3 separate regions of the Homo sapiens genome follow, and regions 1 and 3 are each linked to region 2. Evidence: chromatin contacts called from ENCODE Hi-C or POLR2A ChIA-PET data. All regions are on one chromosome and are shown on one strand. The core of a region is the stretch at or near the end of the contact, and the rest is flanking DNA. Distances in the headings are between cores, read along the strand shown. Region 1 has its middle 61 kb from the start of TNFSF18. Region 2 has its middle 160 kb from the start of TNFSF18. Region 3 has its middle 20 kb from the start of FASLG.

Evidence for each region. A loop is a pair of places that touch in the nucleus more often than their neighbours do. ChIA-PET counts read pairs that join two places held with the same protein, here RNA polymerase II (POLR2A). Pooled maps may share reads with other maps.
Region 1: a pooled map shows a loop between it and region 2 (2.8-fold over the local background). The contact joins two enhancer-like sites. A Hi-C loop is called at or near these places in 3 of 168 maps with a recorded cell type or tissue (Caco-2, IMR-90 and mammary epithelial cell), 1 of 37 single-sample maps with no recorded cell type and 4 of 50 pooled maps. POLR2A ChIA-PET finds 5 or more read pairs at or near these places in 3 of 52 experiments (AG04450, MCF 10A and PC-3).
Region 3: a loop to region 2 is called in a pooled map, with 8 times the contacts of the local background. The contact joins two enhancer-like sites. A Hi-C loop is called at or near these places in 3 of 37 single-sample maps with no recorded cell type and 10 of 50 pooled maps.

The regions. Positions count from the first base shown.
Region 1 is chr1:173,110,518-173,113,629 of GRCh38, reverse strand. No RefSeq gene overlaps it. Among named protein-coding and RNA genes, the nearest start is that of TNFSF18, 61 kb to the right of the region's middle. Within about 2 kb of position 1,374, at least 5 of the 41 ENCODE cell types and tissues checked have a DNase peak (open chromatin) inside an H3K27ac peak, as active enhancers do.
Region 2 is chr1:172,893,712-172,896,686 of GRCh38, reverse strand. No RefSeq gene overlaps it. Among named protein-coding and RNA genes, the nearest start is that of TNFSF18, 160 kb to the left of the region's middle. Within about 2 kb of position 1,331, at least 7 of the 41 ENCODE cell types and tissues checked have a DNase peak (open chromatin) inside an H3K27ac peak, as active enhancers do.
Region 3 is chr1:172,637,903-172,640,840 of GRCh38, reverse strand. No RefSeq gene overlaps it. Among named protein-coding and RNA genes, the nearest start is that of FASLG, 20 kb to the left of the region's middle. RefSeq lists an enhancer at 1,105-2,304. Within about 2 kb of position 1,365, at least 6 of the 41 ENCODE cell types and tissues checked have a DNase peak (open chromatin) inside an H3K27ac peak, as active enhancers do.

The DNA of each region.
Region 1 (3,112 bases), core at 125-2,624, 220 kb before region 2:
GTTGTAGTACCTTAGCATTGCATACTCAGTGTTCATGACCCTGTCTCCAACTACCTTTCTGAGCTCATCTCCAGTCACCGCCCCCCTCCTTCTGATGTGAAGAATGGGAGCTTCCTGAGAGCCATGACTATGTCTTACTCATCTGTGACTTCCCAGTATCATAATGGAGGCTTAGCGAACCCTGCATTTTTAATGAATAGAGTCTACTCACATATTAATCTCTTTTCAAAACAACTTTATGGTGAAACTTAACACATACAGAAAATGTAATAAAACAAATGAATAGCCTACTGAGATATCATAAAAAGAATACTCATGTGACTAACACCTCATTCAAAAATTAGAACATTGTTGGCTCTTTGGAAGGCCTCTGTCTGCCCTTTACAAATTACATCTCCTTCTCTTACTGCCAAAAGTAAATATTCACCACCCCTGTTAATCAGTTCTCAGGTCAGGACACATTCCCCCACCTCACCTTACCTCCATAATCTTTCCTTTGACTTCATACAGCCCTCGGGAGGCTCCCCTCTCTCATCTTGGAAACACTTGGGTTCTTTAACTTTCATTTGGCATCTGAAAAAAAAATTTTTAAATAAATGTATATTAATGATATCCTTCTTGTCTTACTTACATTATTTTGCTTTCACTGTATATATCTTCAGATAAAGGGGCGGGTGCAGTGGCTCATGCCTGTAATTCCAGCACTTTGGGAGGCCAGGGCGGGTGGATCACGAGGTCAGGAGTTCAAGACCAGCCTGGCCAAGATGGTGAAACCCTGTCTCTACTAAAACTACAAAAATTAGCTGGGTGCAGTAGCAGGAGCCTGTAATTCCAGCTACTTGGGAGGCTGAGGCAGGGGAATCTCTTGAATCTGGGTGGCAGAGGTTGTAGTGAGCTGAGATTGTGTGACTGCACTCCAGCCTTGGTGACAGAGTGAGACTCTTGTCTCAAAAAAATATATATATATTTAGATAATATTTTTTGATGTCTATACTCTGTGTTGCTATAGTCTATTCTTTACTTTTATAGTTAAGATTTCATTAGAGGTGCTCAGTGAATATTTATTGAATTAGTAATTAATGAATGAGTGAATGACAGTTACATCAAAGCACAGAAGAGGCAGAAATTTACTTAACCAGTGAAAGAGAAACAGTAGAATATAGTTTATGCAAATAGATAGACAGACACACACATACATGCACATGCACACAGAGGTGGAGAGAGAGAGAGAAATAGAGAAGCAGGACATTGTTCTGATGTCATGCACCTGAATATTCAAGAGTTTCACACACACAAAAATAACTATTTCCTTCTCTCCCCTCTCTCCTGTTACTCACTTCCTCAAACCAAAGCAGTGTTAGGAAATCCAGATATGCTTCAGACACAATCTTCATTTGTTTCAACACCACTGTTTATGATTGTAGAAGGCTTTTGGGACCAAGCAGTAAATGTCCTCCTTCAGCATTTTACTTGAAAGGAACCACTGCAAGAACATGGGCCAGACTACAGGATGACCTCCTTACATGGATATTCTAGGAAAGATTCCACATTATCAGGGAAACCGGAAGAGATGACAATGGAAAATCCTTTTCTACTCTATGATGGCATGAGTAAATGAAAGACACTGGCAGTCTAAAAATAATAATTAAGTCTGTAGTTTTACCTAGATATTAAGTTGGCAATGAAAGCTTAGGCCTAGGACATGAGGTTGTAACTCAAACTCTCCTAGGTTCCAGCTAGTACATACAGCTAAAGTGTTGAGTCAATCTATACTTATCCTTTCAACTCTTGGATTGAATAATTCTTAAACATATAAACGTGAATTCTGTTTCCTTGCTTTTCATATACTGTTCAATGATTCCCCACACCACCCATACTTTTCTTGTAGAACATGGCTCATTTTTGGAGATTCAAATAAAATGTATCCTCTCTATGAAGCTGACTTGATCCTTCATAAAAGTTAGGACTTTGTCTGTTCTACTTCCACAATAATTTTTTCTCAAAGTACTAAACACATTGTATTTCCATTAGGTGTATTTATCTGCTTTATAGAATTATAATCTCCTCAACTTAAAGGATTGAGTTTTATTTTATGTCAGACCTATAGTAGGTACTCAATATGTTTCTGAATGAATAAAAAATACAGACAAAGTAGTAAAATATGAGACAGAACAAAAGTTTTAAACACCAAGTACCAAAATAAGTATCTTCTGTTTGCCAGATATTAATTAGGTGCTGAGAAAAAGCAAATGAAACACGGAATAGGCATCTAGGAGCTCACAGTCCAGTGAGGGAAACAGAAGTGTGTGAACACATGCAATATGGCTAGAGGGAGGAAGCCAGACATGGGTAAGGGGCCTTGAGAGCCCATAGGACTGGCCTCTGTCTCAGAGGAATAAAAGACAAGTTCAAGTTGATTCATTAAGGACAGGTAGAAGTCACTCAGGTGGAGAAAGGAAATAGGTGGGGGGTAATCAAGGTGGTGGAAACAGAAGCGTTGAAGTCCTCATGGAAGGCCTATCTTAATAAAACTTGATCATAAAGCTTTGCGTGGAAATTCCCAGTGGTGAGAACAAACAGAAATTTGCTTCTACCAGGTGGAGTTGTGGCCCCGGTGTGTCTGCTGGGTGTACAAGAGAGGAAAAGGGGAATGACGGAAGTGCACAAGAGAATAGCTGGAGAGAGCATAAACCCATGCTCAACTAGAAGGGAGAGTAGTTTATTTCCATCTGACTAGGAAAAAGAGAAGAGAATGCCTCTCAGTCACAAATTGACTCACATTGCACTTAGATCTACAAAGAAAATTAGCTGCTTTCTTTATTTTCTGTGGTATGTCTAATCTTTCTTAAAATTCCTCCACACCTCCTTGGATGGGAAGGGCAGAGACTGTTAGCTTCCTACTTCCTGCATCACAAGTTTTCAGTTTGAATAGTATATTTTGAATGACTCCGTCTCTTTTGGGTAAATTCTCGGAATTTCGGATTTCCTCTCCCCATTTCTCCTCTTGACTACGACCCTTGCTCTTTTTCAAGTCTAATCTCATGTCAACAGAGAAGACAAATGAATGGAAATCATGTAGCATTCTCTGGAATCTCATTAGTCTCCTCTGGGC
Region 2 (2,975 bases), core at 82-2,581:
ATAATACTGTTTTATCTAAGAAGGTATTAAGGGCAGGCTGACAGGTGGAAGAAATTGGGTGTAAACTTTCAACATTCAGATATTTATGGCCTAAAATTCCATCATTATCACTTCATGCCTTTCAATTAAGCTCTAGTTAGTCTCTCTCCAGGTTTCTTTTAAAAGGCAATTATACACATCAAAAGAATAACCAATAAAATCCTGTCATGTTAGTGTAAATTAATTTATCACATCACTCTCCTATATGGTCCCTACAAGATGAGAAGACGAAGCAAGCATGGGAAACTTGGAAATTTGTGGGAATGGAGCACTGGCTGAAATGGAGAATAGAGTATAAAAACATGAAAAGCGAGTGTTGTAATACCTTCATCTTTTCAGCTATATTCAAAAGCCTTTAAAGGAAAGGGATCATATATTCTTACATGACTCATATAACAATTCTTGTCCTCTTAAAAATAAAGCATATATTTACAGGTGAATAGCTAAAGATTTCAGAGATTTTATTGCATATATATCCCAAGATCCCACAACACTTGTTACAAGATCTATTCCTTCAAACCAATGACTTCAGAAATCTTTTTAAACACATTACTGTGTTTCATGATTTAGAGGGCTGTATGCATAACTATGGATACAATAGAATTCCCATGGTGATTATGACAAGCCCCAAGGCAAGTGGTTTTCATCATATTTGTTGTCCCAATGTCACATTTGTCATCATTTTTGTTTGTCATGTCCCAGTGATATAAAGGAATTCATCCCTGCCAAGCCCAAGTTCAAAAGGTGAAGAAATAGACTCCACTCCTTGGTGGGAGGAGCAGTAAAGCTGCACTACAAAAAGGAGATGCTACAGGGATGAGAAGAATGCTTCGCCATTTTTGCAAATTAATCCACATACATTTTATAGACATAAATATAAGTGTGGAAGGATACATAGCAAACTGATAATATTGTCCACTTCAGGGAAAGGATCAGCAAGGGAGACAATATTTTATTCACTTGTATTTGTTTGACTTACACCAAACATACATTACCTTCATAAATTTTATTAAGCAGAGAGTTTTAGTAAATATAAAAGTTATAATAATTATATTTCTATCACCAAAAGTTTAATTTCATGGACACCTTAATTCATTAACACTCAAAAGAATAGAAAATAGAAAGAAAACACCCAAATAGAGCAAGTTTGTCAATATCATAGTACTATTGTTAAAGGAAACCAAAGGAAGAAATGACTTTACTGAATGATCCACAGAATTGTTTTGCAGTTTCACAGCTCACAGATTGTTTTTCACCGGACGCATCTAAGCTTCTAGTGTCGAGTTTCACTTTCAAATGTCAAAGCAACACCTCAGGAAATACACATGGCTCAGCCTGTTGCCTTTGCTTATAAAAAATCGACTCCCTTTTCAGTTAGTACTGATGGATGAAAGGACATTCTCTGATCTTTTCACCAGTAACCAGTCATATAAATCCTCCGATGAGCTCTAATTTAGTAATCTGAAATGTACAGTACTATTCACAAGTTTTTCATGACTCAGAATTTGCAAAGAATTTGATCAGGTTTCCTTTTCTAGTTTTGGTGGTATTGAGTCTGGGGAATTAATATCATAATGATCTATAAAAATGTTTCAGCTGGCTTTCGCGCTCTCTCGCGCTCTCTCTCTTTTTCTCTCTCTTTCGGTTAATATCTTTGCATCTGTGTTTCCACCAAAGAAATTTGGAACACATATCATATGACAGTGTTGTTGACACACCCCATATCTGCTCTTCAGCTTGTGTGGACACTTCTTTTTTCACTAGAGTGCTTTATTATGACTTACCTTGCTACTGTCCTGCAGGTGAACAACCCACAGACTGTGGTACCAAAATGTTTTGCGCTGAAGCTTGTAAGACAGTCACCCCTTGCATTGTTCATTCAGGCTTGATAGGATTCTCTGCAGGAAATCATCTTGAAGAGCTTGTCTTTGAAGAATACCTCTCACCACACAATTGCCCATATCTCAGGCCCTTTTTGTTCAACAGCCAAGTCATCATGTATTAATACTGTTTATACTGCCCTAAAACACAGGGACATCCAAAGGCATGCTACACCAGATAAGAGAATGAAAACCCCCTTCTACCAGTCAATCATCAGCTCTAAGGTCTTATTTCTATATTTCACTGAGTCATTTTGGAAATCATGCATGTGAAAGTCTTTTGATCTTGTATCAGCATTGGGGAAAATGAACAACTTTCTCGTATTGATTTTACAGCTAAAATTTCTCCATCCAACTGAATTGCTCAAATTGGTTAAAATCATAAATTGGCTGAAAACCAATACAAGCGAATAAAACATTGTGTCCCTTGCTGATCCTTTCCCTGAAGTGGACAGTATTATCCGTTTGCTATGTATTCTTCCACCCCTTTCTTTACAAACCAAAACAAATTGGTTAAAATCACAAATTGGCAGAAAATAACAACTTTCCAGTTACTGATTTTTTAAACATAAAGGTAATTTATGTATATCATAAGATCATAAGACTGTTTTATAATTTTTATGTTTTGATTCATTTTACATCTTTTCTTCAGAAAGTATTTGTTTAATGGTCATTTGGTTGCAGTTCTTTGTAAATGTTAATTTATATTTTAGTATTTTTATTTATTTTTGGAAACTATTTCTCACATTATTTGTGTAGCCTAGGTAGTTAGTTTACTGCAGGAAAAGAGTTTTATTGTTATCTGGCCACAAAGGTGATCTCGACGTATCAAATCTTATCAGAAAGTCTCGTCTTAATCTTTACTGAAATCTGGATGTTTCTGTTTACTTGGAATGCTAGGAGGTCCTTTTGAATGTTAGTCAGCTTTACTCTCCTTGTTCTCTAGACTTTTAAAGATATTTTCACAGGAGTCTACTAAAGACACCTTCCCCCCACTCAGCCCCAACCCCACCTCATGCACAGCCTCCTCTCTGGGATTCTGCCTTGTAGCATAAA
Region 3 (2,938 bases), core at 116-2,615, 260 kb after region 2:
TTCAGTCCTTTCACAAAGACACAGCATTAAGCCTTCATGACTTACTAGAAATCCTACTTTTTGAGTAGAAGCCTTCATTTCTTATTGTCTTTCCTGGGTGATTTTCTGCTAATCTTCAGTCCCTCTTCCCTCCCTGGAGTTTGGGGGAAGGTCAGTGGTGTAAATTATAGACTGATAAGCCCCTGCAAAGCCAGGCAACCTAATCAACCACTCCACCAATACTTCCTGAGCACCTGGCACCAGGTACCATTGTGGGGATATAATGAAATGGAAAATATTCCATGTCCTCAAGGATGTTACACAGCTACCAGGGGTGGAAAGATTGTCTGTAGCTCTCAGACGGTAAAGTAGCTATAAAGTTCATGGGAAGTCTAAGCATAACACGTTTCTGAAGCTCATGCCACGCCATGTGCTCTACCGCCATGACCCAATCTGTTTGAAATGTTTAGGCAGTCTGCCTGGAAATCCTGCTAGCATGTGGCCAGTGCAGGTCATCAAGTCACCAGGAGCGGGCAAGGGAATGGTGCAAGGCTAAGAGCTCTTTGGTTCTACCGTGGCTTATTGAGTTCCTGTGGCATAAAGCTCTACACTAACTGCTTCAGGGAGGCAAAGAGGAACAAGTCAGTCTAGGAACCCTGATTGTCCACGGTCAGAAAAACAGCACTGAAGCTGAGAAGTTCTTATGTAACAGTAACTACATTAAAAAGAGAAAGTGCGAGAAACACTTTAAGAAGACTCCAAATTAGTACTGTGTTAAAGAAGAGAGATGGCATATTTAGACTGGAGAAGGAGGAAAGAACAGAGTTGGGAACTGAAGAAATATTTCATGGGGAAGGCTGAATTTGACATGGGGCTTAAAGAATTATTATCTCCATTTATTTTAGCTTTATTTTTAAACAAATAACAACAACAAAACCTTTGGGCACATTTTATTGGAAGCATCATATGAAGAAAATTACCAATTAAAGAGAAATGGTCAATCTGGTAAGTGACCTGAATCCTCGTTGCTAAGTTTGCTCAGAACCCTCTGGGCATTCCTGCCAGCCTGGCTTAGTCTGCTCATGGAGCTGCAACCACAACAGACCATCCTGTTCCTCAACCAGCCCTCCCTTAAAAGGCAAGGCACACACATGCTATGCCCTTGGGTGGATATTTATCCACAGCCAACCTTCCAGGGCACAAGCTTCACAGGCAGTCACCTGCCGCCCAAGGCTGCTCCTCTCCTCATGCAGGATTCTACCCTGGTTACTTTCCTTTGGAGAGGCTCTGACATAACGAGAATCAGGGTTTCCAGAGATGAGACAGATCAGAGACTGATCTGCCCACAGCACTCTGCGGTCTGGGCTCGAGAGCTCAAGCGTTCCAGAATGCAGTGGAACATGTGTGTACTCCACCAAGCAACAGAAATTCAGCCGTCATCTTGTTCCATAGGGCAGCAACATGCAGGGCAGAGGGAGAACCACTCCTGGGTCTTCTAGAAAACCAAGCCAGCCTCAGTCACACTCACAGGGGATCTCAGAATGTTAGACAAAGGAGGCTTCACACACCGGAAGCCCAGGCAGCAGAAGCCAGACACAACCACAGCACACAGAAAGTCAAAGATACTGGGTAGATATAGAGCAGTGCCAGGAGTAGATTTTAGTGTTTGATTTTTGTCGATTATAAGTGTGCATCCTGTTTATCTGCCTAGTGAAATGCATAGAGATAAGTCCCAGCCTGTAGATATAAAGGACGTGTTTCATCTTTTTTCATGCATGAGTGTGTGTATGAATATGCAAACAGAATGAGTGTATTGATGTCTCACAACCAGGTAAAGTTGCATTCCTGTGACTCACTGAAAATGTAAGACATTTCACACTCATGAATAACCAGCCCCCAAACCACAGGACACAAACCATGTCCTTTTACTTGGTTTTCAAATAACCTCATGCATAGTTTTGTGCTTTGAGAGCAGAGGAAAGAAACTTTCTTATTGGAAAAGGAAAAGAAAAACAGAGGACAGGAGAATTCTTCTCCCACCAAGCAGCTCCTTCCTTGAAGATCTTTCCAAAGAGACTGTTCATTTAGTCAACAAAGATCCGTGGAAAATTTAAGAATATGCAGAAACCCTCAATTTACTCACTATCTAGTGGGGGATATGGAAAAGTAACTATAAACTTTAAAAAACAGTTATAACCGTATGGTAAGAGTAGACACAAGTACCTTACAAGCAAGGAGGGCGGTCATCAATTTCACACTTGCAGGATCACAGGTGTCAGAGGTTGTAACCCTCAAGCTAGGCCCCCAAGTGATACAATAGGTAGAAGGCAGTTAAGCTGAAAGGAAAAAGAGTCATTCAAGGCAGACAAGAGAGCATGAAAAGAGAGCAAGATATGTTGTGCAACCTGCCAGCTAGGGTTCACCTGGCTTTATTTTTCTCTATGGTACTTAGTGCCATCTGATATTTTACACAATTCTTTGTTTATTGTCTGTCTCCAACTACAATGTAAGCCCCCTGAGGGCAGGGACTTTGTTTTACTCTCTGCTACATCCCCAGAACGTAGAATAGACTTGGTACAAGGAGGCATTAATAAATACTTGCTGAATGCACAAATGTTAGAGAGGAGTGAGAAATGAGGCTGGACTGCCAGGCAAGGTAGCCCCCGCAGGTCATGAGGGCCTTGTGTGCTGTGCTAATGCGTGTGGATGTTACCTTGGAGATCTAGAATAGTGTTCACAAGCTAGCAGCCCACAAGCTAAACACAGAAGTGTTTTGCTTGACCAATAACAGGTTTTTCATATTAAGATATTTTGTATAAAAACCCAGGTTGCCGAATTTCCTTTAAAAATTCAGAGGATGCAGTAACAAGGGGCCTGTAGTCTCGTAAGGCAAAGTCGGCTGGTGCTGAGCAGTAAGTGCCCCTTTAATAACACCTGTGTTCTTCAGTCCAGCACAGTC